7 separate regions of the Mus musculus genome follow, and regions 1, 2, 3, 4, 6 and 7 are each linked to region 5. Evidence: chromatin loops called from intact Hi-C (ENCODE). Cell type or tissue: left cerebral cortex. All regions are shown on one strand. Each heading gives the region's core, and the rest is flanking DNA. Links, peaks and the distances in the headings are about the cores only.

Region 1 (4,508 bases), core at 308-4,307, 190 kb before region 5:
AGATTAGCTTTTTTTTTGTTTTGTTTTGTTTTTTTTTTTTTTTTTGGATATGTTGGGAATATACCATTTGATTGTTACCAGTCTGATCACTAGTTCCAGGTGTGGAAATGTATAGTATTGTTGGGAGACAGAATTCTCCATCTTGTGAATTATTACAAGAGGGTGCTGTGTAGCCCCAAACTAGACAGGAGTCTCAGGGCAGTAGACCATTCCTCTGCTAGCCTGCCTCAGAAGAATGGTATTATGGAAATCAACCATTCATGATTTAGAATCTCCATGATGCCCTCAGGCAATCACTCTCAAACTTCAGTGCACCCACCAAAGAGCATACCTCTGAGAGTCAGTGACCTGGCCATTCCGGAACTGACCCTTACGTGAAAGGAAAATGCTTCAATTAGGCGTGGAGAAATGGCTCAGAGAGAAAGACACATGCCGTCAAACCTGGAGGCCACATGGTAGAAGAGAACTGATTCCCAGAAGTTGTCCTCTGACCTCCTCATGAGACCCCTGCCTCAAGTGCCCCGTACCCCAGTAACTAAGTAAGTAAGTAAATAGATAAAAAAATAAATAAATATTTAAAAAATAGATAGAGCTGAGTTATGCTAAGCGGTTCCAATGTTGTTTTAGTTTCAAAATGAAATCTTTGCTTCCAGTTCATCTGGCTTTCATAAGGACTCCTTGGGTCCAAACCACAATAGAAAAGTATGCACACAGAAAACAGAATTGTGGTTAGTTAATAATAACAAGCATTAGCGCCAGGGTGTGGCAGTGCTCACCTTTCCCCCAGCACCTGGAGGTGGAGGCAGAGGCAAATGGATCGCTGGGGGTTTGAGACCAGCCTGGTCTACACAGCAAGGTTTAGGACAGTCAAAGCCACATAAGAGAGAGGAGACTCTGTCTCAAAAGAGAAAGTAAGTAAGAAAGAAAGATAATAATACCATTATCTAGGTAGTAGATTGTCATTTTACTTGAAAGGGGGAGAAAAGCTTACTGTTTGACAGGCCGCTGAAGCATTTGATCAATTTCTTTCAAAAACAAAAATCTGGAATATTTATGTTTTACCACAAAAATGCCTTCCTTCAGTGTTCAGACAGCAAAGGAGGAGAATAATGTATGTGAGCAGCAGTTTCACCCCTAGGTACAGCCTCCAAAGAACTGGAAGCAATGGGTCCAGCAGATACGTGTACGATTTGGGTCCTAGCCTTAGCCACAGTAGCCAAAGGGGAAACTCCGCCGAATGCCCAGTGAAGGACAAACGCCTAAACACAACGCAGTATATTTAGCAGTAAAAAGGAAGGAAATTCCGACACATAGAACAGCACAGATGAAACTTAGGGCATTATTCTAACCAAAATAAGGCAGGCACCAAAAGGCCAAGTATTGTAGATTGCATGTATGAGGGTCTTCAGAGTAGACGAATTCTTAAGGACACGAGAGACTAGGAATCGCTGGGAGTGGAGTCCCTGTACGATAAGAGCAGTTTCAGTTTGGGAAGTTGGGGTCCCGGTGCCGGACAAGATGATGGATGCGTAGCAATGTGAATTTACCTACTCTGATGGACTGCACGCACACTTGACAATGGTTCAAACGATACACTTTATGCTATGTCTAGTTTACTACGATTTTTGAAGAGTCAAGAAACAATCTAGCTGATGAGATTTTAAAATAAAGCCTTATCTCTGCTGTGTGTGCATAGTGATATATGATTCCTGCATTCCTCAAATCTGCTAGGTCGGTCCCCGCGCTTGCACCAGCTCCTCCACGCACTTGCGATCTTTAACAGTCAGAAGTCTTCCGGGACTTTTCAGAAACCGGGACGTTTGGTTCTAGTATTCTGTGATTCCTTGCTTTTAAATTCTCAAAATTGTCCTGTGAGACTTTGCTCGGGAGAAAAGAAAAAAAAATCGATGAGGAGTGGGCAGTAACCTGATGGTGTTCCCCTGTAATCCAGCACTTGGAGGAGTGAAGGACGATGGAAGGTTCAAGGCTAGCCTCCGCCTCGGAGTAAGAGAATTCGCGCAGCGGAGAATTTGAGTTCTCTAGGTTGGCGGTAGCGCGAGTGCGTGGGGATCTGGATCCTAGCCTGAGCGAGGTGTGTCGCTAAACGCCCCCACGCAGTCCGTGCCTCAGTTTCCCTGAAAGGCCCTGGGAGCCCGAGCCCTGACGTGGCGGAGCGACGGGCTAGGCGGCCGCCAGGGGGCGCGAGCGCGGGAAACGGAGCCGGGGGCCACCGGACGGAAGCGGCGCTAAGGGAGGCGGGGCGGCGCGGAGTCACCCGGATCGGCCCGCCCGCCCGCCGCCGCTGAGGGGAGGTGACCGCGGCCCGGCCGGGCCACCAGTGGCTGTGCGCGGAGGGAACGCCGAGCGGCAGAGAGCAGGTCGGTGCGGGGCCGGGCGTCCGTGGGGTGGCGGGGTGGTGGGGTAGCGGGGACGGTCGCCTGCGGGGCGCGCGGGGCTTGCGGCGCAGCTCTCGGTCGCGCTGAGCTGCGCTCCGCGAGACGCGAGGCCCTCGCTGTCTTCACTCACGGCCGAGGGGGTGCAGGGGGGGGGGGGCAGCAGCCCTAGGGACCGTCCCGGGGCGCGGACCGGGGGGCGAGGTGTCCAGCCGGGGCGCTGTCACTGCGCCGCCCTGCCTCTTGGCTTTGAGTTGAAGAACTGAGCCCCAGTCCTGCTCCTGGTCACTGCTGCAGCTGGTGGGCATGAGAGGCCGGGATTTCGTGACAGCCAGGCAGCGATGGTTTCCCAAATAACCCGGGACTATTTATATTTAGCTGGAGATGCAGTTTTGGCTTACTGGAGTTTTTAGGTACCCAGGACGATTGCATGCTTGTGTCAGAGGAGGATGGTTGTCACTCGAATAAAGGGGTGTTGGGGTGACCGGACAGGACAGCATGTGGTGTGTATTAAGAGCTGCGAAGGGTGTTTTTAGGGCACAGGGTCGTGTTGAAAAACCAACTTGAAAAGCAAGGTCGCATGTGGGATTATGGCTGGCAAATTCTGTAACCTGTCTGACAGTGTTTCTTTTATAGTCTTGGGAGCACCTTGTGGAACTTCCTAATTAATAATGGTGACAAGCTAGTGATGACACCGATTCTCTGGTAGGAGCATAGTTTGGACTCCACTGTGCTTAGTCGAGTTACATGCCGCTGATAGAGCTGACTAATCAACAGGCGATTTTTGCAGCAAGCAGACCTGATTTCTCAGTTAGGGCTGCATTTATAAAACAGTCGTAGGAAAAGCATAGTCGAGGTGTAGTGTTCAAGTTAGTGTATCCATCGGGCCTCATTCCCCCTAAACTACTGAATCTCGTGATCTCTCAGGCCCTTCCACCGCTAAAGTCTTTCATTTGTATTTGAAGCCGATCCCTCCTGGTGACAACAAAGTCCTAGGAAAACAAAGTTAATTTTACAAATTATGTAGCAGATGTTCAACTTCACTGTCGCTCCCCGCTCCCCCACTCACATAATATTGGGTTGAAATGAGTGAAACCTGTTGTGTGTGTGTGTGTGTCATTCATGTTTCTGTGTTAATGTCACCCAATGGCTTGTCTAGACAGAGATCTTGGTGTGTAGTGGGGAAGTGCTAAGTCTGGCATGGGAGTGACTTGCATGTTGTCACAGGTAGTTTTTCCAACAAGCCAAGAACATTTTGACTCAAACTGTGCTAACTTTTAAGCTAACTTTTATCACATTGTGTATGGTTTGGGCTGGCGCGTGATAGTAATCTTTATAGATGCTGTTCAAATATGTATGAACTATTTGTCCTTTAACCCACAAAGTAGGGCCTCCTAACCTCTTCACCCCCTCTTTTCTGGCACCGAGCTCCGAGCATCCCCTTAGCCTGTGAGACCCTCTTCACATTCCTCCTTCACCCACGTGGCAGGGCGGGGCCTTGCCCCACTGAGCTTGCTGTACCACAGGATGCTCTACCCCTGCCGAAGGGTCAGGGTCGAGCAGACTCTGTTCTGAATGTTTATCTCGGTGTTTCCAGAGCAGAGCTCTTTCCCTGTGCCTTAGAAGGAAGCGTTTTTTCAGCATGCTGCCTTCCAGCGCTTCAAGTTCATCACCGTTCCCAGCCTTCTGGGTCACTTTGCTCTGTACAGGGCTAAAATAAATGCAGAGTCGTATTTTAAGCTACAGATTGCTTAGTCTTAAGTTGGGCAGGGTGGGAAGGCACACTTTTAAAAGTGATTCAAACCGTTTACAAGCAAAGGCTTGCTGCCTACCAGCAGTTACAAAGCTTGGCTTATTTTTCCAGTTTTTTTTTTCCCCGACTATGGGACAAAACACAAATCAGTTAGCATATTGCCTGTGACTTTGCTACTATTTCAGGATCCTATGAGGCTCTCAAGCAATGCTGCTGTTGTTGTTGTTAATAAAACACTCTTGAGACTCATTCACTCCTCAAAAGTTCCATGTCAGTGAATGTGTAATTTTTTATTATTATTATACCCAGCCGTGAAAGCATCTCAATAAACTAATTTTCAAGACTAAATAACTCAGTCTTGC
Region 2 (4,508 bases), core at 199-4,198, 63 kb after region 5:
ACAAAACGTAAATGTGGTGATCACCCACCCACACAGCCAGAATGGATAAAAAAGCAAGGCCGAACTCACTATCTACAAAAAGCCCACACCACACACACACACACACACACACACACGGTACTGTATAGGTAAAAGCACTGACTGCTCTTCCAGAGGACCCAGGTTTGGTTCCCAGCACCACATGGTACCTCACAACCATCCATAATGCCAGTTCCAGGGGATCCAACACCTGCTGTCCTCTTTAGGCACATGGTGCACATAAATGCACACGGGACACACACATGCAAATAAAAATAGTATTTTTTTAAAGACATACTTAAAAGTACTGAAAAGAATCACATTAACACGATTCAGAAGACAGCTGAGATATAGACTAATATCAGGCTAGTAGATTTCAGAGCAAAGAGTAGAATCAAGGATAAAGAGACCCATTTAACAAAGATAGAGAAGTCGATTCATCAAAAGAGCACAACAATCCTAAACATGTATGACCCAGTAAGCCTCAGTCCACCCAGACGAGAAAACAGAAAGCTATCTTTCACGGCTGAAATACAGTGTCAGCATTCTTGAACTAAAACTGTAGACAGCCAAAATGGGACTTAGGACTTTCCTTACGTAAGGAATGGCATGCAATTTTACTAATAAAAATGTAGAGCTCAGGAGTCAAAGGCAGTGCGTGAAAGAGTTTATTTAAAAATAAAGAAAAGAAAACCAGCCAAGTCTGGTGCCACAGACTACAATCCCACCAGTCGAGAGGGTGAGCCGCACACTGACAGCATCCAAGTTCAAGATGAGCCTACAGAGTGAGTTCGAGGCCAGGGAAATTTAGTGAGAACCCTGTCTCCACCATTAAACATTTAAAGAGGGTGAGGACATAACTTAGTGACATGATGCTTACTGAGCACGTGCAAGACCCCGGGTCAGTCCCCTGAACTACAAACGTAAGGTTGTAACTTCAAAACCAATCTGAGCAAAGTGATCAAAAGCTGACTTACCTCTCATACTGCCTGTCCCGTGGTAACGAAGTGGCCCAGTGTCGTAAATCCATGATTAAAAGAAGTAAAAGGACACAGGGTATAAAGAAGAGTCCCAGGAATGCCACCCGCTGACGGAGAAACGGGCTCACTGTGGGCACAGTGAAGTACCAGGAGGCTGGGCAGAGGTAGGAAAAACTGATCCTGGAATGAGACAAACATTTGTTAAGTCCTAAAATCTCTCCATAAATTACCGCTTTAAAACTGTTTTTAAAACTAGATGAACACCCTGAAAGGCAAAAATCCCAGGTCAAGAGAAGTCTAAATGGTTTTTTTTTTTAAGTTGCAAATGAAAGGCAAGCACCTGTATTGTTCATAGTGTTTCTTTCCATCATGCAGTTTAGAAAGACATGATGTGCTTGAATAATCTACTGTTGGTGGAAAGATCAAAGGGAGGGGGGCACAGGGGCGGGGGGCACAGGGGTGGGGGGGTGGGGTCTTCCTAACACTGGCTAATCAGAGAGGCTGCAACATGACCGACCACTAGCCATGCTGTCAAGAAACCAGATAGTTACACAAGTTATTTAACTGATTTTTTTTAAAAATGCTTTAGCAAATTATAGACACAAGGAGACCTTTCTTAAAATTAGTTTTAACAGATACACAGTCAAAACTGAGTCTTTGGCCTTAACTCAACCACCTTTCAGAGACAACCACTGCTACTCTCAAGACCCCAGGTTATGGGCTGGAAATGATTCGACTGGCCTTTCCAAAGAATGCAGCTTTGACATTTTTGCATACACCTGACCAGGATGCAAAGTTTAGGCGCAGCCTCAGGGCAAACCTCACCTAGCCTCCCAGCGCCCCCGCCCCCCCCCCCGCGCCCCTGCTACCACCCTCCACTCAGCTCCTTGACAGATATAATGAGTGCAAACCTTACCTAGCCATGGGTTCCCTTCAGTGGTCTCGACGTCTGTCACCTCCGTTTCCTTTTGCTTTGAGAGGGTGGCCTCCTAGTCCCAGGCATCTCCTAAGCCTGCAGCCTAGAAAGGGTTGGCTGGCTTTCAGACAGTGCCCAAAGGACCTGATCCCCGCAGCGACTGCACGTTTCCTTCCCACTGTACTGACCCTCACTCCGTGTCGCTTCTCTCTCCTCCCACGGGCCCAGAGGATCCTACCGTGCATCCCGAACGCGGGGCTTTCCTGTGGACAGGCTCAGTGTTCACGGAGCACGCCACCCCAGGTGGTAGGGACAGGGGACCCCGCTTCCTCTCCTCGTCCCTATCCGTCCCGCAGCTCTCCCGCAATCCCACTCACGGGAATCCCGAGGCCCGCTCGTCCCTCTGCACAGCCCGGCCTGGTCCTGGTCCTCAGCGGTTCCCAGTGGCTCCCAACACAGCCGGAAGGAGGCCCGGCCTCCGGCGGCGCCACGTCCCCAAGGAAACCGCACCGAGCCAATGACTGCAGGGGACCCGGAGAGGCCCGCCCTGCGCGCAGCCGGAGCCACCGGCGAAGCCGCGGCGGTCACAAACTGAGCGTCTGTTCACAACGACACCAATCCCCAAAGGTGCCTGGCCACGAATGCCCGCCCCTGGACTCCCGGCCGTGACCAATGGAAAAGTCGTCGCACCCAGGCTCCGCCTGGAGGGCGGGCTGGGACCCGCAGCCCGCACGGGAGAGGCCACAGACTGCTGCTGCAAGGCCAGCTCCCTGCGGTGGCCTTCACCGCTGCAGCTTCCACCGTTCCTGTGGGTGGGTCTCCGAATGCTCATCACAGCTACGCACCCCTTGCTCATAGCCTTTCTTCCCTCATTGGCAGTTCCTCCATCCCGTCCCTTTTGCCCACAAACTGATATCCCAGGATCACTGTCATCTCTCATGATAGAAACACTGTGAGAAAAAATTAGAGCCGGTGACGTTTGCATCAAAGTACTCGTGTCCATTTCTTCAACGTTGGTTGTCTACTGGGTGCAGATCATGAACATTTGTATTGTTGTCCTCCTGGGCCCTATGGTAACACAAAAGAAACAGTCCCTTAACTCTTGCTTACACCAGCCCCGTGTCTCATTTTGCATGAAGAAGTCTCTTGAATGACAGAAAATCTAAAGTTTTTACAACCTGTCCCTTTCATTACTGTCCACGGTGCACCTACTGGGTCTCCTCACCTCTTGGTTAAGCTCCAGCATGTGTACCCTTGAGTGTTGGGACCTGATGGTTTTTGTACATTCTGCTCTTCTCACTTTATCAGCTCCTGATCATGTCTTACCTTTGGCTTAAGGGTGTCTTCCTCCAAAAATCTTACCCGACCCCACATCTTTTTATAGACACCTTCTGTTTCAGTTACTCCTCGATTTACAACCATGTGCCTGTCTGCCCCACTAACTCCCTATCCTTGAGAGCAGGAGTATCCGCTCTTACACATCCCCAAAGCTAAGTCACACCATCCCTTATAAAACGCCGCCAACACAGGACGTAAATGAATACCTGGACGGGGATGAAGACCAAGAGGAGATCAATAGGGACAATTTTATTCAAAGCTGGCTGTAACCAGTGACAGTCACTGTCACTGCATTTGGCAGAGAATCGAAGCTCTCAAAAGAGTAAAGCAGCTTTGGTAGTGAAAGGGACTGGGCTTGTCTATCTCTGACGAGGTATCATAGCAAAGACAGGCTGAAGGTTGAGTGACAGGTGCAGAGGAACACACTCCACTCAGCGCTCTGCAGCTGGGCCTGAGTTAGAAAAAGAGCAAACAAAAAAGAAGCTGGCTGGAGTCTTGGAATCCTACACTTGGAGGTAAAGGTGGGTGGATCTCTGTTAGTTCGAGGTCAGCCTATCGTCCATAGTGAGTTCCAGGACAGACAGGAATATGTACAGTTCAAGGAAAAAGGACAAGGTAAGATGGCAACCCAGCTATCAGAGTAGCAGAAGGGGAAGACAAAGTAGACAAAGGTCAGATCAAGGATGACAGAACTCTGGTCAACCACCACGATGCTTTAGTGTCACACTTAATCTGGGACACTGGAACCGCACTGAGCAAAAGGTGTGCAGGCAAATGCAGGGCTCGGGACGTAGACCAGCTGGTAGAGCGTTTTCCTGGCACAGACCATGAAACCCTGTGTTCGACACACACACCCACACCCGCCCCCTGCACCACATTTTAAAATAACAGAAAAGCAAAAACAAGCAAACAAACAAACAAACAACTCTCAAGCCTGAGTGTGGCGGTGCTTGCCTGTGATCCCTGCAGACATGGACAGAGAGAGGATCAGAAGTCCGAGTCATCCTCTACTATTTAGCAAGGTTGAGGTCAGTGTAAGCTATGTGAGACCCTAGCTCAAAAAGACCAAATCAGACCGGGCTTGATGGTGCAGTCTGTAACCCTAGCACTTCACTAGGAAGTTGAAGTGGGAAGATTGCTGTGAGGCAGTCTGGACTTCTTGGTGAGACCATGCCCTAAACAAACACAAATACACACACACACACACACACCCTCATACATACATACACACACACACACCCTCATACATACATACA
Region 3 (4,508 bases), core at 194-4,193, 78 kb after region 5:
TGCCCTATTAGATATTTCCATTTTAATGGAAACATATTTAAATCGGGAATGACATGAAGTCTACAATTGTGCGTAAAGGAGGGAAAACTTGCCAACACTAGGATCCCTTGACAATTGGGAGGTTATTTTATCCCTTAGGAGTGAATCAGCAAAGTGAAGAGTGGGTGAGGTCACCCTTTCTTTCGTAAAGGTAGGAGTGTTTGAGAAACACGGAAAGAACTGCCTCGCTTCAATGGCTTTTCCAGGAGAAAGATTTTCGTTTTTCTTTAGACTTACTCATTTTAAGTGTATGTGCACCACCTGCACGCTTGTGGTGCAGGGATCAGAAAAGGATGTTGGATCCTCTGGAACTGGGTTTATGGAAAGTGAGAACCACCGAATGGGTGCTAGTGAGCAAACCCAGTCCTCTGTGACAAGTTTTGTGTTTGTTTAGTTTTTAGTTTTTTGAGACAATGTTTCTGAGGTAGCCCTGGCTGTCCTGGGATTCACTCTATAAACTGGGCTGGCCTTGAACTCTGAGATCCTCCTGCCTCTGTCTCTGGAGTGCTGTGACTAAAGGTGAACCTCACCACCACTTGGCTGCAACAAGTGTTCTTAAGCACTGAGCCATCTCTCCAGCTCCTCCATGAAGGCCCAGGACAGATTCCACACAGAGAACAGGAGTCAGCTTCTCTTGGAACTCTTTCCCACATATCCTTCAGAAGGCTTCCTCTATAGTTTCCAGACTTAAAAAAAGTCCCCTCTCCTTTTGTTGACCACCCTATGAGATCACAAGTTCTCATGGTCATCTCTGTGACAGTAAAGACATCAGACTTATTGTCATGTTTGGCTTCAGAAGTCAGCCTCATTTTATTCTCTACCCATTTCATGCAGGGTACAATGTCAGCTGGGGAGCACGGGAGGACCCTCAAGAACAAACCTTTTGAATTTTAAAAGGGAAAGAGAAGAAATGCATTCTAGGGAAGTGCCCATATAAAAGTCAGCTGTGGAAGCAAATACATTAACCCCGAGTAATAAACGTGTCTCCCCCGAGGGTAGTTAGGGTGGTTGTAACCCGTTTCTCCTTCTACAAGGCTCTTCTCCCTATCTTTCATCACTGACCCTTGCTTGCCACTCTCTGTGCCATCCGTCTCTAGGTAGACAGAACCACCCTGCCACACTGCAGTGAGTGGCTGGACATTCCCTAGCTCTCCAATGCCACAAAAACAAGCAAGTAGGCTAGGCAAAACAGAAAGAAGGCCCCTGGGAGGAAAATGAGTTTGGAATGGCAAACTTCTGCACTGTATTAAAGACTGTTAATAAACATTTCCGCCTCCAGGGATGCTCCACTTCAGTAGCTAGCAAGGTGAAAGAGACTTAGAAATCTAAAGGCTGGTATCTGGAGTCTTTCCTGGGGGAGAAAGTTCTAAGGTGTGGGTCACTGTAGGACAATGTAGAGTATTATTTCTCACCATGAGAAGTCATTGAACTGAGATGATCATTTTAGGACCATAAAAAAGTAAATATGATAAGAAGAGACGGGATATAGCAGGCATTGTCATTAATTTGTCAGGGAAGAAAATTGATATTTTAACAGGACTGGGGGGTGGAGGCTTTTTTGAGATCTATTCATCTCTCAGAGAAAAGTGCAGGGTAGCAAGAAGTCTGTATATGATGTGGGGAAGAATTCTTAACCCGAGGTTAACGGAATCTCCTTCACGCTGAAACCCGAAATAAAAAGCAGTTTTGTGTGTGACTGGGGATGGGGTTGGGAACTTAAGAGCTTTATTTTCCAAGAGATCACGACACAAACGTTAGTAACTACTGCCAAAGATTAGTTGAAAGACCCGTCCGCCGAAGGGCTAAGCTTTAGAGAGGAAATGGAAAAGCCTCCAACCGTTCTAAGGAAGCGCTACGAAAAGATGGAAAAGTTTGCAATTGCGTCATCATCTCATTAAAATAGGTTGTAAAGGCAGAGCTAGAAACTGGGGAAGCGTGTGCAAACACGCTGCTGAGAAGGGAGCCTGAGGTAGCCTGCAGAACCAGCGAGCGGAAAGGGGCCCTCGCTCCTCAGTAGAGGCTGAGGCTCGAGAGTCGCTTCAGTGCCCGCTTCTGCTCAAGGTAGTGGCCCTGAGGACCAGACGTCCCTAGCATCGTTTTACAACCGGGGAGCGGTTCTCAAGAAGCAGCAGCTCAGCGGTCCCGGAGAGAGAGAGCGGACAGCCATCAGACCCGGTGGAGTTTATCAGCAAGCGAGCTCGGGATACGAAGTTCAAGTGTATGTCTCGGAACAAGCTCCACTCCCAGGCATCAGCAGTTGCTCTGCCGCGATTGGGATGGTGCTCCAAGACCCTGACACCTGTCGTCGCCTCCGAACCATCCCATTTCGCCTTCTCCTTTCCCAACGCAGAGTCCACCCAATGAGAGCTCATCGGTCCACCCACTGGAGGGTTCACTAGGCGGCTTTGGGTGGGAGGCCCAAGGCGAGCGGATCTGCGCTGATGGCACACCACTCCAGAGCCACCCGAGGCTCACAGCCGATCTCCCCTAGCGGCGGGTTGGGCCGTGCCAGGGGACGCAGGGTCCGGGCTGACTCCGCCCCCGCCTGAGATCCCGCGGGAACAGTCGCACCGTGCTACTCGACACCCGGTGCACGCCAGAGCACGCGTCCTAACGGCAACCGACAGCGGTTTGACCTTGAAGGTCTGGCTGGCACCGCCCCCTCTCCCCGGCAGTCCCGACCGCCACGCACGCCGCGCCGGGGTACAGCCGGGAGCCGGTCCCTGTCCTCCAGGCGCTTCTCTCCACATCCAATGGAAGAACGAAGTGGTTCGGGCCAATGGCCACCGCCAAAGTAGCTAGAGCGGTTGAGCCTATCAAAGTTCAGCTTTACGTTTCTCCCGCCTCCGAAACGCTAGGGGCGGGTCGATCGGGCAAGTCCGCCAATCAAGAGCCAATAAACAAGACGCTTCCAAGATCAAAGGGGAAGGGGTGGGACCTACGGGACTAATGACAAGCTATCTGACGAATAACACAGATACATTTTGGCTCCGTAAAAAGGGGGCGGAGACACGTTAGGGCCTACACCAATGGCTGTCTGGGGGGCGTGTCCTCGGGGCCAAGCGGGAGCCGGAGGCCCCGGGCTCTCTGGGCCGCGCCTGAGGCGGACGCAACGGGGCCGGGGGGCGGCGGCAGTGGTGGCGGCAGCGGCGGCGCGTGTGGGCGCCGCGGCTGGCCGAAGTGGATGGAGTTGGAGGGGCGGAGTGCAGGCGGCGTGGCGGGAGGACCAGCTGCTGGGCCCGGGCGGAGCCCCGGGGAGTCGGCGCTGCTGGACGGGTGGCTGCAGCGGGGCGTGGGCCGGGGGGCCGGCGGCGGGGAGGCGGGGGCCTATCAGCCCCCTGTACGGCTGGATCCGGAGTCCGGCCCGGAATACGAAGCGCTGCCGGCTGGAGCCACTGTCACCACGCACATGGTGGCGGGCGCCGTGGCAGGGATCCTGGAGCATTGCGTGATGTACCCGATCGACTGCGTCAAGGTGAGACCTGGACCAGGCTGCGAACCGGACCTGGGGCTGACCCGACCCTGAACCTTGTTTAGAGCCAGAATCCCAACTGAGACCCAGAGCTGATAGGTTTCTTCCTGGCTCCTACCTCTACACACGGTTTGAGCCAATACTCCGTGCAAGCAAAGTCCTGGCTGGTAGATGAGCTCAGTCAGGAACCAGGACTTACTTCTAACGGTCAGTGAGGCGAAGCAAAAATCTTGTCAGCCAAAGACTTGATCCCGATTGGGACTAAGCAGGGATGGGATGGGATTGGGGGGGGGGGATCCCGAAGCACAGGTAAGTCTATAACAAACCAGCTGGCATGAAATCAGACGGTGAACTCTATCCGATAGCTTGGGTTGAGATGTGCTTCGGGTCGGCGCTTTCACAAGCTCCTTGCTGCGTCTTTCCTTTAAAGTGACGGGGCAGGAACCGGAATCTGGGATCTCTCAGCTAGATAAAAGTACGTATTAAATCTTAACCTGGGAGTGGTTGAAAAAAAAATCATTGTGCAGTCAAAAGTGAGAGTTCCAGACTGGAATGGATGTGGGAATAAGGCATGTTAAGAAAAACGGTTTCGGTTTCTCTGCGAGGCAAGATTGGTAGCCCATCTATTTCCTGAACGTAAAAATTGAGCTGGGACTAAGATTCTATGTTGAGGGAGCAAGTGCATCAGCCCCTTACACAACAGAGGTGAAACTGATAGTCTCTTTCGTTGGGCCCCTGAATTTGACAAAAAGGAAAACAGCTGGAGGGAAGTGTGATGATATTAGAAAGCAGATGTGGAGAAACAGAATGAGATTATCAGGGTACGCTCAGGGCTGGACGTAAAGCCAACTGCATCCACAACCAAGCAGGACGGTTAATACACATACAGGTCAGGTCTCTGGGAAGAAGCCTGGGGGAAAATGGAAACATTGTTTTTCCTTGCTGTTCTTAGACTTGTGCTTGAGTCGAGATGCCAGCTACTGAAAGGGCAGTAACT
Region 4 (4,508 bases), core at 281-4,280, 350 kb before region 5:
GTCGCTCTTCTCAGAAACTGAACGGTTATGGCTGGAAGACTGCTGTGAATTCAAGGCTACTCTGGACTACATAGTGAGTTTCAGGACAGTCTGGGCTATGACGTGAGACCCATCTCACCTCTCCATCCTTGCCCTCAACCCCCCAAAAATGTAAAAGTAATGCCCCCCCAAATCTTGTAAATAATAGAAAAGGGAACACTTTTCTAAGGCTGACAGATGTCTTATGTTGCTTATGGCCACTGAAATGAGATTGTGTGTGCGGTAGAGATCAGAGTTCTATCCCCGGCTCCTTTCGGTCAGGGGAAGGGCACCAAGCCCCGCCTTTGCTACTGCTTTCCTACAGCATCTTCCTCACATGAAAGAGTCCATTCTGTCTTTTAGATAGTTAACTCTGCTGTGCTAGGACATACTCTGAGATCCAGGAGTATAGCTTGTGAGTGCCCCAGTGTGCTGCCCTTGGTACAGAGTTTAGAGTCTAATTTCAAAAGGAAGTGGCAGATTAAGGGCATGAGTTGAGTTTAATTTGAATGTGTTGTGTTAGATGTTTAAAATACCGGAGTTACCCAGTACACGTGTCCAGAATGCCATTAGACGCTTCTTCTAAGACTCATGCAGAACAGGATTGGGGCTAGGGCTTTGAGTGCATTTTCAATGTTTCATGTGTGTAAGACACCTGAGTTATCTCACAGCTGTGTCCAGAGTGCAGGTAGATAATTCTCAAACTCATGCAGATCTAGGTTGGTGATTGGGCTTCGGGAACAGCCAGGGTATGGACCAGAGTGAACTTACAAAATAAAAAGGGCAAATGCTATAACCTAGAGCTTTTCCACCTGGCCTCTTTGTTCCCCAAAGTAGGGCCTCTGAGACTTCTTAATATTTCATGAATAAATTCTGAGGCCAAAAGCTTTGGCTGGTTCCCCAGCTGGCTCATAACTTAATCACCAGTTTATCCTAAGGCCTGCCAAGTGGCTGGCTCCCTCTCCTTCAGCTTCAGGGCCAATCTTTCCCCCCTGACTATTTCCCAGAATTCTTTCATTCATACCTCCCCTGCTCCCCCTGACCCCAGCACCCTTTTCCCTCTCTGCTGGATGTCCCACCTCCTAGTCCTGCCTCAGCTCATTGGCCATAGGGTTTTTATTGACAGGTGACTCTGCCATACACTGCACAAGAGATTCTATGCAAACACAGTCAGTTCCACCTTAAATATGACTATGATTTAAGGAGCAGCACAGGGAGAAACAGCAGTGTGAGCACAGGAGGACGCTGCAAGCTGGAAGCCAGAAGACAGGAATTGGTCATTGTTCCTGTATAGACCACGAACAGTTTCACTTTGTTCTCATAAAAATCTCCTGACCTCCATTTTGTTTCTGAACAACAAAAAAACTAAAACAGTCTTGGAAACCTGAAGATTGTGGAGCCTGACAGGAACCATTTTACAGTTAAAAAAATTAAAAGGCCAGGTCTTTAATCTTAGCATTCTGCAGGCAGACCAGTGAGTTTTAAGGCCAGCCTGGTCTACATAATGAGTTCCAAGTCAAACAGGGCTATAGCAATAAACCTTGAGTTGCATTTTAATTATAGAATATTTAAAAAGCAAACTCACTGTAGAAACCAGTTTGAGTAATTTAGACAGAATTATCTTGGCTGGAGTTTTCAGCATCCCTCGAGTACAAATTATGAAACTGCATCCCACCTGTCACTCCTGGCTCTACCATACACAGCAAATGAGGTTTCATCCTGTTACATGACCGTCTCCTCTGCTCTAAAGATGCTCTCTCAGAGCCTCATTTCTATTACCTTCAAGTTTAATATTCCAATTCCATGAAAGATATGAAAATAATAGAAACCAGTTTATCGAATACCACTCACTATTAGTGACCCACAACATCGAATTGCATGCTGACGTTGAGAATTTGATTTTATGCTGACTCTTACACTTTTGAGTTATTAGCATCGCTAGCTTCAGCCCGGTACAAGCTTGTAATCCCAGTCTTGGAAAGACGGAGAAATACGTTCTAGTCCAGGCTGGACTGTATTGAGATCCTGTCTCAGAACAGGACACCTAGAGTCCATGAAGTGGATAACCCACTCAAATGGCTAGGTGGGTTGGCTTTCCCTGTGCAGCCCACCACTCAGAAGTATGCCTCTCTGGACCGAGAGCTCCTCCAGGCTTGTCTTTATAGCCCTGTGGTGCACCTCAGAAACAATTCCAACTCAAGTCGGAGAGAACAAGGCTGATAAACAGTAAGGTCGGTAGGGAGACTCACGAAGTCGCGAAGAAGAGTTTTCACTCTGGAATAAGTCACATCCTTGGTTGGTTTGGGATTATGGAGAGATTCTGATTTACAAGGCTAATGAATCAACAGGGCGGTTAGCGCAGTTTTCTTTAATACTTATGGTGGCCTTAACCGGTGCCGACCGGCGAGTGTGGTAGGATTCGAGGGGCAGAGGGCAGGGCTCTCAAAAAGATGAAATGTGAATGAGGTAGGGACAATGTGGATTTTAGAGTTTGGAGAGAGATCTATTTTAAATAAAAACACGTTGTATGAAACCTTCAAAGAACTAATTAAAAAATATCTATACAAACAAAAATAAAATAAATAGGAACCGCACGCACGATGGTCCTCGCAGGTTGGAAGTTGCCCAGGGCAAGCCGCTGGTGCCCAGTTTCCGGCAGCACCAATCCCAGGGTGATTCCAGGAGCTCGGGGCGGGACTCTGCATGCGGAAGCTAGCGGAAGTGACGCAGTCTCGCGAGACGGAGGACTCCGCAAGCCTCGGCGGCCCGGAACCGGCCTTAGACCGGCGGCGTTGCCTGAGGCGGCTGGCGCTCCCGCCCCATGGAGCGGCCCCCGGGGCTGCGGCCGGGCGCGGGCGGCCCCTGGGAGATGCGGGAACGGCTTGGCACCGGCGGTTTCGGGAACGTCAGTCTGTACCAGCACCGGGTGAGGCGGGGGGCGGGAGCCGTGGCGCGGGCTCTGTCTGGGCGTCCCTGGGACCCGAGCTGTCAGTCAAGGTGGGAGGAGTGGTGGTCGCGACCCTGGACGGGGCTGGGGGCTGGGGCAGTGAGCGAGGGCGAGCGATGGAGCATCCTGCGCTTGTGAGCCTGGGTGGCCGCGGTCCAGGTGTGTCGGAGGTCCCCGGGCAGTGAGTGACAGGCAGCTGTTGCAGCTGTGTGTGGTGATGAGGAGTCTGTACAAAGTCGAGTGCCGATGCGTGTTGTGTGTTTTGTGTATGTGTGTTGTGTGTGTCTCCGTGTGCCTGCTCACACTCCCTCGGGAGCGAGCGGTGTGATCCACTGGAGACTGGACTAGACGAGAAACCTTACGGGTGTGTCCAGAGTTGACCCTTGGGAAACATTGACAGACTTTGGAATTGGAGCGTTTCAGGTAAAAACCAGGGTGAGGGTAAGATGATGAAATCGATCCTTGCTTCGGAGGAAAGAAAATAGAGGGGTTTGTTCTGCAGAAGACAGCTAAGATCAGGCTCAGGAAATTTGTTTTGATTTATCGAAGAACATGTAACCGTTACAACAGCAGTTATTCCTGTCCTTAAAAGGTTTTCAAACTAACAGTCACTTTTCTTACTTTAACGTGTTGTTGTTAATGTTCGGGGTGGAACACAGGACCTTGCACATGCTAGGCAAATGGTCTACCGTTGGGTTACAGCCTCAGCCCTAGTTAATCATGTTTGAGTTGTGGGTCTTTTGAAAAGTCAGTAAAACGCATCTTTTCTCCGGAAAAAAAAATCATATCAATACAAGCCAGTGCATTATTAGTGAGGGTTTTGCTTTCCTGAAGGGTGTAAGGAATAGATCTTGAACACCAATCATTGTAGTATAGGATTTGTTGACTGTAAAATATTTAGAAGAATATACATACATTCTGGGCCTGCTTGAGAGTTGAGTCAGATGGTAACAGAGACGTTAGGAAGTACAAGATAGGTACTGTAATTCCGCTGATAGCTCTCCACTGTCAAGTTATGGCAACCCTCATTACTTGGACTTTTATAAAAGGAGCAGTAAGATAAAAATGGTGTTCTGGAACATCATATATGAGGAATACGTTTTAATTAGAAAAACAGTAAGCCAATTACAGGACATGAAATGATTTAGTTGATTGCTATATCAGGCGCTGATGGTACCCAAATCAACAAGAATAATATGTTCTACTCTGAAGGAGCTTTCCGTTTCAGAGAGGGGGTGGGCATGGTGGCATCCTCTTGTAATCCTAGTATCAAGGGTTCTGAGGCAGGAGGATTTGGAGTTTGAGACCTGACTGGGTGGCTTTCATATCGTGCTCAAGGCCGGTGTCAGTTACATAAGAAGGCCCTGTCTCAGAAATAAACATTAAGTACAGTTTGATACCCTAGGCACTGAAAGATGTCTTAGGGTTTTATTGCTGTGAAGAGATACCATGACCAAGGCAGCTTTTATAAAGCAAAACGTTTAGTTGGGGCTGGTTTCAGAGGTTTAGTCAGTTCTCACTTGGTGGGACATGGTGGCACGCA
Region 5 (4,508 bases), core at 295-4,294:
GATTCATTTTCAGACTCTCAAAAGGTTGCCAGCCATCATGTATCATCTAGTTTTCCTTACCTCCTCTTTCTGCATTCACAGCGGACTCCACCGAATCTACACACACTTCCATAAGAAATCCATTTCCTGCTCCTAAAATATATGAACAGACATTCTTGAAGGAACTAGCAATTAATACAAATCTCCCATAAATACTTCATAATTTTGCTGCCTGAATTCACATGTGCAATAGAATAATAAATTGATGCACTAAGGCCCATCTATGTGGTAAAATGTCATTCATTAAAATTGACATCTCTAGACCATGAAATAGATATACAGACACACACATAAGAAACCAAACTGAAACCATCTTTACTACACAGTAAATGGGACACTAATCTCCCTAACACAGAGACCTCATCCCCGTGTATCCCAGCTCAGACTCTCAGAGTGTTTCTCAATGCCAGGCGTTATAAAAAACGAGAATTGGATTTCAAACCCTGGTCCCACTACTTTATTCCCTGTGTGATCCCAGACAAGTTACTTACATTTTCTATAAAACAAGAGTGGGCTTCAGTTCCTACCTCAGGGTACTGAACACTGAGATAACTTACATAAAGGCTCTCATACTAAGCATTCAAACCCATTAAGATACAGGGTTTCCTCTTTATGACTCATTCCCTTCAGTCTCCATTTTTGCCAATGATTATACTATCTCAGTTGACAAAACCCTTCTAGTTTAATCTTCGAATGCTAAACTTTTCCAAGGACCATACCAAGTCACATTTCCACGTTTTTTTTTTTTCCTCCCAAAGTAGAAACTTTTATCTACTTCTTTTGAACTCCAATAACTTGAGTTTATATATTTCTCACTAAACCCCTAGTTTCACCTCTTATTTATGAGATAAACATCTGGTCGTTATAGTTGACGTGAAGTTCCTTAATAAGGTCATTATAAGGATTCTTTATAGTCACCTCTCAGAAAGCAAAGGTCGGTCCTACCATGCTAACAAGTCAAATATACAGTAAAATCTGAATTACAGATTCATATGTTGATAATAAAAAGTGTGGTGTTAGCAGCTTTGGGGTTTTCCTGCAAGTTAAATGTATAACTCATTTTTAAAAAAGATTTATTTAATTTTTATTTATATGAATACACTGCAGCTGTCTTCAGACCCACACTAGAAGAGGGCATCAGATCCCATTACTGATGGTTGTGAGCCACCATGTAGTTGCTGGGAATTGAACTCAGGTTCAATTGAAGAGCAGTCAGTGCTCTTAACCGCTGAGCCATCTCTTCAGCCCATATAACTCACTTTTAGTTATCAGTTTTAAATGTTGGAGCCTAGAAAATGGCTCAATGGGTAAAGCTACTTACTGTGCAAGTCTGACAACCTGAGCTCATTCCCTGAATGTATTTAAAGTTGGAAGGAGAGAATTAACTCGACAAAGCTGTCCTCAGACCTCCACACACTTACTATGGCACATGTACCCACCCCCACACAATAATTACCAACACACTTTTAAAGTGTTTAATTCATGCTTCATGTATTGATCTCTGCGAGAACAGTCACCACATTCTAATAGTGGTTACTCCTGGGCAATGAATTTGGAATTATTTTTACCTTTCTATATTGCTTGACTTCTTCTACCTGATATTGCTTTTATGATGAAAGATTACTTGGAGAAACAAACAAAAATCTGTCACCTCCTAATAAGTTGCAATAGTCATTGATTTAATAAAAGACTATCAGTCCCATAGATTAGGATTCAAACATTAACCAATGGTCGTAAACAACAATACAGTAACTCCACAAATCTGGTAACAGCCCCACCAGTGGGGCTGAAGATGCTGAAGGAGTATCAGGAGCTCCATACAAAAGTATGGGAATGTCTACAAACTGTTGCAACAGGAGCCTGAGCAAAAAGCAAAAAGTAGGGATCAAAAAAGACATTTGAAGCAGTAGTGCTCAAAGTTAGAGACTCCAGATGGCTTTGGGGAGTCTGTGTCTGTATTTGCCTCTTGGGAGCGGACTGCAGCTTTAGAACACTTAAACACGCTGAGACAGGTATGAGAATCCAACTACCTTCCATCAAGTGAGATATTAAAAGAGATTTGCAAAATACAGAGCATTGCCCCTTTTGCTGTTTTGTTTAGGGATATTTATCCTTCATAAAAGTTATTTGTCTTGACATATTAATAGGCATATCTCCCGCAGGAAGCAACCAGTCATCTGTTACGCAATGGCTGTGGGAACGGATCCCACTCGCCACCCTCGGTGGCAGCTCTAGGTTGTAGAGCTGTCACCACACTTTTATTATCTACCACAGAGACAGGGAGGTGGTATGGTGCCCTCTTGTGGCCCTAGGGGCGGCGGGACGCTGAGGGCACTTGCGAGACTGGCGGGGATCCAGGAGCAGCTGAGGGACTGCGTGACTGCCCGGGACTCCGGAGCACTGAGAAACTCGACCGCGGGAAAGCCTGGCAAGCCGGGACCCACCCCGGGGTCCACCGGCCGACCGCCCCCCTGCCCCGCCACCTTCCGCACCCGCCTTCCCCGACGATATCCACGCCTGTTTCCGCTCGCAAGAAGCCCCTTTCTTCATGCTTCCCGCGTTCCTCCCTCGCTCGCCTTCGGTTTCCACTGAGTCCCCGCGGCCGCGCGAGCGACGGAGGAGGCGCGTCCCCGACGCCCGTGCCCGGCAGCCTCCCAGGGAGTCGTGCGTGCACGCGCAGTGGCCAACCTAGCGCGAGGGGGCGCGCACGACGCCTGACCCGGAAGTGCTTGTTCTTTCGGGAGCGGAGAAGCGGACCGCAGCTCGCTGGGGCGCTCCGGCAGTGGCGCTGTACTGTCAGCATGCAACGGTTGCTCCTTCCGTCCCTGAGGGCCTTGACGGGGAGCCGCAATGTCGGGCTCCTGGTCCCTAGGGTGGCGTCCAGAACACAGGTACCCACTCCTGCTGGCTCGGATCACGGAAGCCGGGCTGGGATAAAAAAGGCCAGGATAAAGTAAACGGACCGCCCTGCAAGTCCGGCTCGCCTTCTCATTTCAGGACATATTTCCTTGTGTCCCGACACCTCCCTGAATGCGGATCCGGAAATATTACCCACTGCTGTGTATGACTGACCAATTTACTTAGCTTTTAAGTTTCAATTTCCTTTTCTGTAGAATGGGAGAACGACCTGTTACACAAGGTGTTTGTAAGGATTAAAATTTTAAATATACATCAAACCCTTAGCACGTGATAAAGGCTCAGTAATTTTTCTTTTCTTTTTATTTTATTTATTTATGCATTTATTTGCACATTTGGTTTTTGCTAAAAGCCACCAGGCAGTCAGGAACTCCTATGTAGCCCCATTCCACAGTGAAGGAAATTGAGACTTACTTTAAGTTGCTTGTCTAAGATACCCAGTTACTTAGAAGTAGGAAACTGAACATACTTTTTTTTTTTTTTTTTTTTTTTTGGTTTTTCGAGACAGGGTTTCTCTGTGTAGCCCTGGCTGTCCTGGAACTCACTTTGTAGACCAGGCTGGCCTTGAACTTAGAAATCCACCTGCCTCTGCCTCCCGAGTGCTGGGACTAAAGGTGTGCGCTACTACCGCCCGGCCAACATATTTTTGCTCTTAGTGTTAGACTCAAAAGAAGACATGTATTCTCTTCTCTGATAATCAGTAGTAAAAGGTGAAAGATCTTTATGGTGTGAAGAGAAACCAGAGAATTCTAGAGTTTGTTATGTTCCTGGAAAAAAAAATATGCCCACATAGTGCCTGCCCTTGAGGAGTCAGTTCATTCAATTGTTAGTTCGAGTACCAAATATGTATTAGGTCTTGCTGTGTAAGGACCCAGTACTACAAAGGGAGCAAGAGGAAGAGCTCCCAGCTTAGTGGGGCATAGGGACAGATCACCTGATACATGACTGTGTGTTAAGGCTTGTGGTAGGGAAGGTACTTTGTGCTGTGACAGTAACCTGTTGTAAGATCCAGGAAAGTCTGGGGCATAACGATGCCAGCCCCGATCTCCAGTGGGTAGTATAAATGGAAGTGTGTGGGAGGGAATAGCACATTTAGAGACTGAGAACCCAGTAAGAAAGGGCTCAGTAGTGCAGATGAGAGTCGGTGATTAACCAGAGCGGTAGCTGTGAAATGCAGCCTTACAGGGGCTTTACTCCAGTTAAATTGAGGATAAGTGTTGGTAGCAGATTCTTCAGTTACGATTTTCTGTCTTGCTCCTTAGTGTGGCAGCAGCTGTGGCAGCCAGCGTCCTCTGAGGCCAGGACAGTACAGCACCATCACTGAAGTGGCTCTGCAATCCGGAAAAGGGACAGTGTCCCTTCCTTCGAGGGCAGCCGAGCGGGCGGTGGGCCGATGGCTTCTGGTGTGCAGTGGGACAGTGGCTGGAGCAGTTATTCTGGGAGGAGTGACCAGGTGAGTCATTTACTCTTGGTGAATCAGGTTATCAGCCAAAAAGGGAGCGTTGGGCCTCATCTACTCTAGCTCGCTCCATTACAGATGGGGAAACTGGTAG
Region 6 (4,000 bases), core at 1-4,000, 390 kb before region 5:
ACGTTCTAAAATTTCCTAGATGATTCCAGCATACAGCCAACGTTCAGAACCATTGCTTTTGCAAGATTGTAATCCTTGATGAGGGCTGGTGAGATGGCTCAGTGGTTAAGAGCACCGACTGCTCTTCCGAAGGTCCTGAGTTCAAATCCCAGCAACCACATGGTGGCTCGCAACCATCTGTAACAAGATCTGACGCCCTCTTCTGGAGTGTCTTAAGACAGCTACAGTGTACTCACATATAATAAAATAAATAAGTCTTTAAAAAATAATCCTTGATGATCCTCCATGAGAAATTGTTTTCTTGGAATTTCGAAATTGACTACTGTGCCTGCTCCATCCTTATTAAGTGGAGGTCAGAAAATTCAAGGGCAGTATCACTAGACATAGGGAGGACGAACAGAGACCAGAAGGCTAAGACTGGGATTGTAATTCACAGTAGAGGCTGGATCAAAAGAAGGTGACTGTCCAGACTCAGCATCTTCCCGCTAACATCCGATTTCCTGAGCAGGTGACCCTCAATGCTGAGATTGAGAACCTAGGCCGGTCTGTTGGACACAGCCCCCCAGGCGAATTGGGCGCGGAGGCTGCCAGAGGACAAAGCTGGGTTTCTGGAGAAGAATTCGACATGTATGTGGAGGCCAGGGCCTAGGGATGGCTGGCTGTGGCATCTTTTGAGACTCTCTCCACAATTCCCAATTCCCTTTGCTGGTCCAGTGGGAGTTTCTGGTCCCCTGCGACCCTCCCTCCTCCCTGTAAGCTTGAGCCTTGCCTTCCTCCCTCCCATCTAGACAAACACCACAGTACTGTCTCTAATACAATACTCCTGTGCACACCCAGACACCATTTCAGCTTCCTTGGTCTCTCTCAAATCCTACTCAGGCTCACAAGGAGAGTTCTGCAGCTGCAGTGTGTTCTGGAAGGAGTTGTGTCCCAGATTGATGCTGTAGGCTCAAAGCTGAAGATGCTGGAGAGGAAAGGGGAGCTGGCTCCCTCCCCAGGAATGGTGAGTGCCCTCCAGTTGGGTCCGCTGAGTTCTTTACTGCTGGAATCCATCTTATTTTCTAGACAGTTAGGAGTGAGGGGCATTCTAGAAAGACGAGGGAAGTAATACTCACAGTGGTCACTTCTCTGTGGAGGTGGGTGGAGGACAGGTCCAGAAGTTGCTGTCAGCCTATAGATTACCTTGACCTTTTAGGAGGGTCTTTGAGTTGTTATAACCAACTATGAAACTATGAAAGAATAGACTGCTTATAAACTACCGAAGTATATTTTTCAGTTTGGGAGACTGGGAGGCCCAAGATCAAGTGACTAGCAGATTTAGGATCTAGTGAAAGTCAACTTCTTGCTTCATGGACTATTCAACTTAAGTGTTCTCATGTGGTGGGAGGAAAGAGGGACACTAATTCCCCTTATAAGGACTCCACACTCCCGATCTCACCCCCCCAAAGGCCTCACTTCCTAGTACTGTCACATTGGGGATTTGGATGTCAGCAAAAAACTTTGGGGAGACCCAAACATCAGTCTATAGCAATCTAGGTTCTTTGTTAATAAGTTGCAGAGAAAAATAAACTCTCCTTCAAATGAGCTATTCCTTTTTCTTCCAACAGGGGGAACCAGCTGTTTGGGAGAACCTGTATAATCCGTCCTAGGTGTCACTCCAGCTCCCTGGGAGTTCAGGGTGGACAGGAGGATGGAAAAGGGGTCCTAAAGCAACAGACAGCAAATTCTTCTCTCTATGCCTCCCCCACAAGCCTCATCTCCATCTCCATCCTCATCCTTTCTAGGGCAGCATGTTTCATGATGGCTGCTATGAAGTTCCCCCTGTATCTGGCCTTTTCAGCCGATGTTTTTGTGTGTAGCTGGGCAGCATGCTTAGACTTGTCCCTTGGTGTTTCTTTATGGAGTTGCACAGCTCTGTGAAGTAGCATTTCCTACCAGGCCCCTCTCTTCCTGGGCACTTACTTCTGCCAGAGTTGATTGACATCAACAACAAACAAGAAAAAGGAGCAGATGGGAATGACTCTCCGGAAGACCTCAGACAACCACGATTAGTTAACAGGTAGAAGTCCAAAGAGTGGGCGATGGATGTCTTCCTACGTTCCAGTAACTCTTACCCTTTGTGTGCATCACGATATCTGCCACTGGCAGGCATGGTTGTGTGTAGGAGGCCTTCCCTTTCTTTCCTCATGGGGTTTCCCTGTAAAAGAGAAAAGGAAGCTGTAGTGGAAAGAAGATTTTTGTGTGGTGAGATTCCAACAGAGGAGTTAAGAGTGACCCCCTCCAAAGGTGAAGTCAGTGAATTCTGGAGGAGCCTGCCTTCTGGTTCTTATGTTCCAGCGACTAGCTGGAACTGAGGGGACTTCAAACCTGGAATCAAACAAAACCTGAAGGAATCAAGCCAGAAAGGCTATCAGGATTCATTGATCTTTTGGACTAATATGTGGTGGTCTCTGGCTCTCTTCGTCATAGGACAATGTGAGGTTCCAAGGTGATTAGCAATAAAATTCTTTAGAAAACCACGTCTTTGCATTTCCTTCTGGGGCTATTGAGAGAAGAGAGAAGGATAAGAGTGTAAGACATTGTTGTACACTCTCTGGAATGTACTGGGGGCCATGTCAATCTCAGGGAGGTTGCTTCTCCCAGCAATCTTGAAATAAGAAGCCTTGGTTCATAGGAATGTTTGAAACGGCGGGTACTTTGATTATCCTATAGAAAGGAGTGGAGAGAAGGAGAATCAGTCTAGGGAGAATCAGTCTTCAGAGAGGAGATTAGAGGATAACCAAGACTAAGTTAAACTTAGTCAAAAACTCTACACTTAAGATTTTGGATGCTCAGGAGCCTGCATCCTGAAAACCCTTACACACCTCTTTCCCCCTCTCCAGTGACTCTCATTCCCTCACACTGAGCCTTCTATTCATCCCTGTCACCCCCACCTGTTCTCACCACCCCCCTCCCCCAAGCATTCCGTAAACCCGCTAGACGCGTGCAACAACTAAGTATAATCAAGATAACCTATGTGTCAGTGACGTCGGAAGTTTCCTTCAAGAGAGGTCCTTTCAACTAAACATTAGGGGCTAGCTTGCACTTCAAGAGATGTGAGTCAGAGAGTTGATACTAGTCCAAGGCCTATGGGAAAGGTAAGGGAGATTCCATCAAGAATCAAGGCCAAAGCCGGGCGGTGGTGGCACATGCCTTTAATCCCTGATTTCTGAGTTTGAGGCCAGCCTGGTCTACAAAGTGAGTTCCAAGACAGCCAGGGCTACACAGAAAAATCCTGTCTCGAAAAACCAAAAAAAAAAAAAAAGAAGATTCAAGGCCGAAATCTTGTGGGAGACACCCTGTAAAAGCGAATCCCTGAACAATTCTTTGATGAACAAAACATGTCAGGGTGCTGGTGTCTGGGGAGGAGGCCACCTCTCTCCAATAACTTTAGCTGACATGTTATGATGGGTCCACAACCCAAGACAGGCCGTGGCTGGCACAAGTGACCGTTCTAGAGTGTGGCTGCAGGGACGAACGCATTGCCAACCAGGTACTGTGATCTCAGTAACGGGCTAATTCGCAATAGCCTTAGCTTCAGTTTCAGCTTCATGCTTGGACTTTGATAAAAGGTCCTTATTTGAGGTGTGACTTGGGCAAGCCGATCAAAGCAAGGAAGCTGTGAGCAAGCGGCGGGGCGGGGCACCCGCGGGGCGCACGCGCAGATGCCCTTAGAACCGGAAGCAGCCTTGGGTCGGGCATGGCGGCGGCTGCGGAGGGCGTCCCGGCGACGCGACGGGAGGAGCAGCCACCTCGAGGTACTACCCTGTGTGGATGGAGATGCGGCGGCTGATGGTGGGGAGGCTAGGTCCGGATGCAGGAGCCGGTGGACCTGTCTACCGCAGTCAGGGCACTGAGACGAAAGCCTAGCTCCTGAGCATGGGAACGGAGTTGGCGTTTCAGGTGGGCGGGTGCGAGGAGAAGGGACGGGATGGTGGCAGGAGGAGAACGAAGGCGGCGG
Region 7 (4,508 bases), core at 198-4,197, 380 kb before region 5:
TAGAACAGTGACTAAGTAGGATACCAAGAGGTTGCTTCTTCTCCTTCTGCCTCTTCTGGCTGTTATAGACTGTAATCATTTATCCTTACTTCTCCGGTCTGTAACGGGCCTTTCATTTAAATATGATATATGTGCATGCTTTGTCTGCATGTATATGTGTGCATTGTGTGTGTGCCTGGTGTCTATGGAGGTCAGAAGAGGATGTGGCATCCCTGGAACTAGAATTACTGAACCACCATGTGGGTCCTAGGAATGAAACCCAGATCCTTTGGAAGAGCAAAGTGCTCTTAACCATGGAGGATACATCTCTCCAGCCCCCAAAACTAAAATTCTTAAATGTATACAAGGGTCCTACTTAAAGATATGTGTATCTTAGGCTGGTGAGATGGTTCAGCGGTTAGAGCACTGACTGCTCTTCCAGAGGTCCTGAGTTGAATTCCCAGCAACCATATGGTAGCTCACAACCATCTGTAATGGGATCCGACACCCTTTTCTGGTGAGTCTGAAGACAGCAACAGTGTACACACATGAAATAAATAAATCTTTTAAAAAAGAGGCTGATATATATATACATATATATATATACACACACACATACACACACATACATATACACACAGACACATATATATACACACATACATATATACACATATACATATATATATACACACATATGTGTGTATGTGTATATATATATATATATATATATATATATATAATCTTGTTATTCCTACACTTACAGTGTAGTAAGCCATCTCTATGGATACATTTTTATTTTTAGAATTGATTTGATCCTATAGGAAAGTTGCAACAATAATACAGGCAAATTTCACAGACACATTTTCATATTTTACTGTTGTTTTCTCATCTCTGAAATCATATAGCTGTTCATATTAGCAAATCTGTCTTCAAGATTCAGTCTTGAAAGCCACTCCTGGAGTGTATCATCCAAAAAGTAAGAAAAAGGTTTAAGTTACCAACAAAGCAGGGGTATTAATATGTATGAGGCAAAGGATTTAATAACCCCCTCAAAAGCACTGCAGAAATTGTGAGAAAATTAGAGATTTGAGATTCTTTCTTAACAACTTGATTCTGGTAACTTGGGTTTCTTTCCTTGTCAGGACAGTCCTTTCCAGGTCCTTAGCAGGCTGTTGCTGGTTGGCTTGGCCCCTTCAGAAAAACCGACTTACCAAAAGCAAAGCAAAAAGAGACTAGAGATAGGACCCGATGAAAATGTGAAATTTGTTTAATCCCTGAATGAAAATAGTCCCCATGTATACAATCAATTACAGAGAACTAAACATTGTGTACATTAGGTCTTGTTACTGAATTAATTTAATTCTTTTTCAGTGTGCTAATATTAAGGTAACTTAAGGGAGGGTATTTTTATGTATTTGAGAGGTGCACACTGAGGTCTGCACTTCGCTTTCAGATAACTCAGTGAGAAGGACAGGGTTTGGGTACTGGGGGAGAAGTGAGCAAGAGAGAAAATGTAGCGACATGCCGATACACTGAATAGAAGCTATTCTTTCAATGTGTTAAAAAAAATTTAGGGGCTAGGGAGATGTCTCAGTCACCCATATAACAAATCATGAAGACTGGAATTCGCATCCCTAGTACCCATGTAAGTCTAGACAGGTAAGTTTCAGGTCCCACGGGGAATCCCAGCGTTCAGGAAGCAGAATTAGGGGATCTTTTGGGCAATATGGCTTCCTAGACTAGTCTAATCCAACGAACTCTGGGTTAAAATGATACCCTATCTCACTCAATAAGATTGGGAGCAATAGAAGAAGATTCCTATTCTTTCCACAGGAACCTGCATGCACACAAGCATGTCCCCCTCCCCCCAAATACAAACTAAAACAAAAACAAAAAACCCAGCCAGGGTTGGAAAGATCTTAAGAGCGCTAGCAGTCATGGGATCCATACAAACTCGCAGGCGCACAGTTCAATAATTCCAAATGTTTCTAAAACAAACAAAATAAGACACATTTTTTTTCTATTTTAATTCCTCCATCCTTTTCACTCCAGTTACCTTTCCTTAAATAAATAAATATAAATAAATAAATAAATAAATAAATAAATAAATAAATAAATAAATAAACGCGGAGAGATTTTTACCCCTCTACACGCCCCATAGCTAGGTGATTTCTATTGGCTGAGTGGTGTGACGTCATATTTCTGCGCCCCGGCGTTCCAACCTTGAGCGCGCGTTCGTGTTTCTAGCCTTTGGTGGCCGTCCCAGCCCTGGTTGTCATTCCCGATGGCTCAGAAGCCACTGCGTCTGTGAGTGACCTTGCATCGGTAGACTCAGGCACATAGGAGAAAGGGAGAGAGGCGGGCGGAGGAGTGGGGGGGTCTTTCTCCACACCGGAAGGGGAAGACGGAGGGGAGGTCGCAGGGCTGCTGGGAGCCGGAGTGGAGGCTTCCTGTTCTCGCCTCCCAGTTCATTTCGCCCTGGTGTCTTCAGAGTCTCTCTGGCAGAACTAAAAACTTGATGAGCCGGACTTCTTTTTCCTTAGGCCTAGTCTGCCTGGGACACACCATCTCCTTGTCGTTTCTCCCGGCGTCGCACGTATTGATTAGCCAAATACTTGCAGGCATGGGGTGCACGCATGGGTTTTGTCAGACAAGATGAGCATTGTCCTGTCCTCGCGTACTTTTGTTTGCGCGGTCGGTTAGCGAAGACATGACTTAATTTAGAAAGACTATTGTATTGAGCAGCGGACAAGCGTCGCACAAACCAGTTCCCGCCTTGATAGCTGATAGTCTAGACTAGAATAACACGTGTTAACGAATGCGGAAAATGTAGAGAAAGGGTTGATGGTTCTGGAGGGTATATAATAACGATATTTGGCTTAGTATAAGGAATTAAGGCTTTCATGAGAAAGTGAGGATTTTTTTTTTTTTTTGAAAGTGAGGATTTAACTCTGGCAAATATTATTGTATTTAACTCAGAGAAGACATTGAAACGTTTAAAAACTCCTTAGTGTGACCTAGTTTTTGTTATGGAAAGTGATCCTGCTTGAAAGTTGGGAAACAAATAAGAGCCGAAGTAGAAGGCAACAAGCATTAGGTAAAGCAATGTCAGAGAGAAAGTTCAGGAATGGATAGTCTGTTAAGCAGGTGGACTCACAGGGCCTGGTGATGTTTTGATGGTGAGAAACCTCCACTGTAAGGTCATAGATTTCTGTCTTCAGTCATTGGGATCAGAAAATGCTGAAAAGGGGCCCAGATCAGAGAGTGAATATGGATTGTACCTGTCAGGAATTGATAATCAACAGGGAACAAAAAGATGTTAGAGGCTCTCAAAGAATAAATTATACTGCATGATAGTTAGGACAGAATTTGTTCTGAAATGGTATATGGATTTCTGAGATTTTGAGAAAGTGGCTTTCTCAGCCCACCAGGAGGCTACAGAGACTCAGCCTTGATGGATGGAAAAGCCTTGAGGTTGAGCACAATGGGGCTCTTAGGAAAGAGAATTCCCTAGAGCCTAGCAGAGGCAGAGTGATCAATCTGCAGTTTGGGAGAGTTTAGTTAGGAAAACTTAGAGAAAGTACTGGGAAGACAGGCCAGAACCGGAGGAAAACTCTTTCTACAGGAAACGAGGCACTGTGTAATGTTTTTAGGAAGGAACATTAAACTGAAGCAGAGAAAGCACTATGGGGTCCATATAGTCTACCTTGCCTCCAAACCACATCAAGTAGGTTTCTCCGCCTCAGCCATTCCCTCTAAGTTGTTCAGATTTGTTTCCCTCCGTTCCTGCCTCTCCCTCATTTCCCATCCCGCTTCCCCACTTAGCTTGTCTTCAGACTTTAAGTTTCTCATCTGCTTTTCTCGTCCCTGTTTCCATTGGCCATTTCCTTGGTTAGCACTTTGATTGTAGTTTAACTGTTCCTCCAGACCGTCCTTTTCTGTTATTAGACGTATTGATGAAACATGTACAATCATATCCTTATGCTGCTTGAGACTGTTCAATGATAGGAACAATAAGAACAGAGAGATATACGACAATAGAGTCTATAGTATTTTGAGTTAAAAGATGTTACAAAAGTAAGTAAGGGCTGGTGAAATGGCCCAGTGAGTAGTGGCACTTCCTGCCATGCCTGGTGTCCTGAGTACAGTCCCTGATGACACACGTGGTGGAGAGAGGGAACTCTCTTTAGTGGTTCTCTGACCTTCACATGAACACCGACACATATACGCCCTCCCAATACAATACCTCCCCTAAAGTGAAAACAAACAAACGATGTAAGTCAGAATTGTACAAGTCAGAACTTAGATGTTAGAGCAAGTCACTTCACCACTTGGGACAGTCCCCCTCATCAACCTTCATGCTTGTCATTTTCTCCTCCCTGCCCTGTAACATGCTATGCTTGCCTCACAACATAGCCTTTTCCATATATGCTTGTGATTGGAGCCACCCGTCCCTTATTGTAAACTCTCTGAGGCTTTACATGAGTCCAAGTGCTTCTGTAATTCTAATGTGTTCTTAGGGTAGT

The links. Hi-C counts contacts between places; a loop is a spot of excess contacts. Peaks named below come from ENCODE experiments on the same cell type or tissue, not always from the same donor. Only the 100,000 strongest peaks of a DNase experiment are listed, where the experiment ranks them.
Region 1: it touches region 5 in a loop (2.1-fold over the local background); 7 of 42 quality-filtered maps call a loop at or near these places.
Region 2: a loop joins it to region 5, with 2.3 times the contacts of the local background. A loop is called at or near these places in 16 of 42 quality-filtered maps.
Region 3: a loop joins it to region 5, with 4 times the contacts of the local background. A loop is called at or near these places in 15 of 42 quality-filtered maps.
Region 4: a loop joins it to region 5, with 6 times the contacts of the local background. A loop is called at or near these places in 2 of 42 quality-filtered maps.
Region 6: it touches region 5 in a loop (2.1-fold over the local background); 2 of 42 quality-filtered maps call a loop at or near these places.
Region 7: it touches region 5 in a loop (2.3-fold over the local background); 2 of 42 quality-filtered maps call a loop at or near these places.

What each region holds. Positions count from the first base shown.
Region 1 is chr19:43,937,987-43,942,494 of GRCm38, reverse strand. It overlaps Dnmbp (dynamin binding protein), which reads left to right and starts at 2,297. Exons shown (of 16, transcript NM_028029.4): 1 at 2,297-2,378. In left cerebral cortex, for the core only: a CTCF peak has its summit at 2,164 (motif pointing right); DNase peaks (open chromatin) are centred at 2,213, 2,769 and 4,112; H3K4me3 peaks cover 1,631 bases; H3K27ac peaks cover 450 bases.
Region 2 is chr19:43,687,688-43,692,195 of GRCm38, reverse strand. It overlaps Entpd7 (ectonucleoside triphosphate diphosphohydrolase 7), which reads right to left and starts at 2,507. Exons shown (of 13, transcript NM_053103.5): 1 at 2,292-2,507; 2 at 1,915-2,017; 3 at 996-1,178. The coding sequence starts at 1,922. In left cerebral cortex, for the core only: a CTCF peak has its summit at 2,619; a DNase peak (open chromatin) is centred at 2,520; H3K4me3 peaks cover 1,698 bases; H3K27ac peaks cover 892 bases.
Region 3 is chr19:43,673,482-43,677,989 of GRCm38, reverse strand. Slc25a28 (solute carrier family 25, member 28) reads left to right here and starts at 3,109. Exons shown (of 4, transcript NM_145156.1): 1 at 3,109-3,514. The coding sequence starts at 3,224. It overlaps BC037704 (cDNA sequence BC037704), which reads right to left and starts at 2,812. Exons shown (of 1, transcript NR_045645.1): 1 at 820-2,812. In left cerebral cortex, for the core only: a CTCF peak has its summit at 2,528; DNase peaks (open chromatin) are centred at 2,017, 2,943 and 3,427; H3K4me3 peaks cover 2,671 bases; H3K27ac peaks cover 2,319 bases.
Region 4 is chr19:44,105,724-44,110,231 of GRCm38, reverse strand. It overlaps Chuk (conserved helix-loop-helix ubiquitous kinase), which reads left to right and starts at 2,755. Exons shown (of 21, transcript NM_007700.2): 1 at 2,755-2,944. The coding sequence starts at 2,840. Cwf19l1 (CWF19-like 1, cell cycle control (S. pombe)) reads left to right here. Exons shown (of 14, transcript NM_001081077.1): 14 at 1-1,595. In left cerebral cortex, for the core only: no CTCF peak of the experiment used is centred there; a DNase peak (open chromatin) is centred at 2,725; H3K4me3 peaks cover 2,050 bases; H3K27ac peaks cover 1,472 bases.
Region 5 is chr19:43,751,244-43,755,751 of GRCm38, reverse strand. It overlaps Cox15 (cytochrome c oxidase assembly protein 15), which reads left to right and starts at 2,752. Exons shown (of 9, transcript NM_144874.4): 1 at 2,752-2,930; 2 at 4,218-4,408. The coding sequence starts at 2,841. Cutc (cutC copper transporter) reads right to left here and starts at 2,729. Exons shown (of 9, transcript NM_001113562.1): 1 at 2,532-2,729; 2 at 61-132. The coding sequence starts at 2,589. In left cerebral cortex, for the core only: a CTCF peak has its summit at 2,341 (motif pointing left); DNase peaks (open chromatin) are centred at 2,361, 2,728 and 4,046; H3K4me3 peaks cover 1,604 bases; H3K27ac peaks cover 1,570 bases.
Region 6 is chr19:44,146,156-44,150,155 of GRCm38, reverse strand. Bloc1s2 (biogenesis of lysosomal organelles complex-1, subunit 2) reads left to right here and starts at 3,710. Exons shown (of 5, transcript NM_028607.1): 1 at 3,710-3,797. The coding sequence starts at 3,740. Pkd2l1 (polycystic kidney disease 2-like 1) reads left to right here. Exons shown (of 15, transcript NM_181422.3): 13 at 509-627; 14 at 880-1,003; 15 at 1,608-2,519. The coding sequence ends at 1,649. In left cerebral cortex, for the core only: a CTCF peak has its summit at 1,601 (motif pointing right); a DNase peak (open chromatin) is centred at 3,712; H3K4me3 peaks cover 685 bases; H3K27ac peaks cover 674 bases.
Region 7 is chr19:44,133,547-44,138,054 of GRCm38, reverse strand. It overlaps Cwf19l1 (CWF19-like 1, cell cycle control (S. pombe)), which reads left to right and starts at 2,179. Exons shown (of 14, transcript NM_001081077.1): 1 at 2,179-2,289. The coding sequence starts at 2,267. In left cerebral cortex, for the core only: no CTCF peak of the experiment used is centred there; DNase peaks (open chromatin) are centred at 1,727 and 2,209; H3K4me3 peaks cover 1,845 bases; H3K27ac peaks cover 692 bases.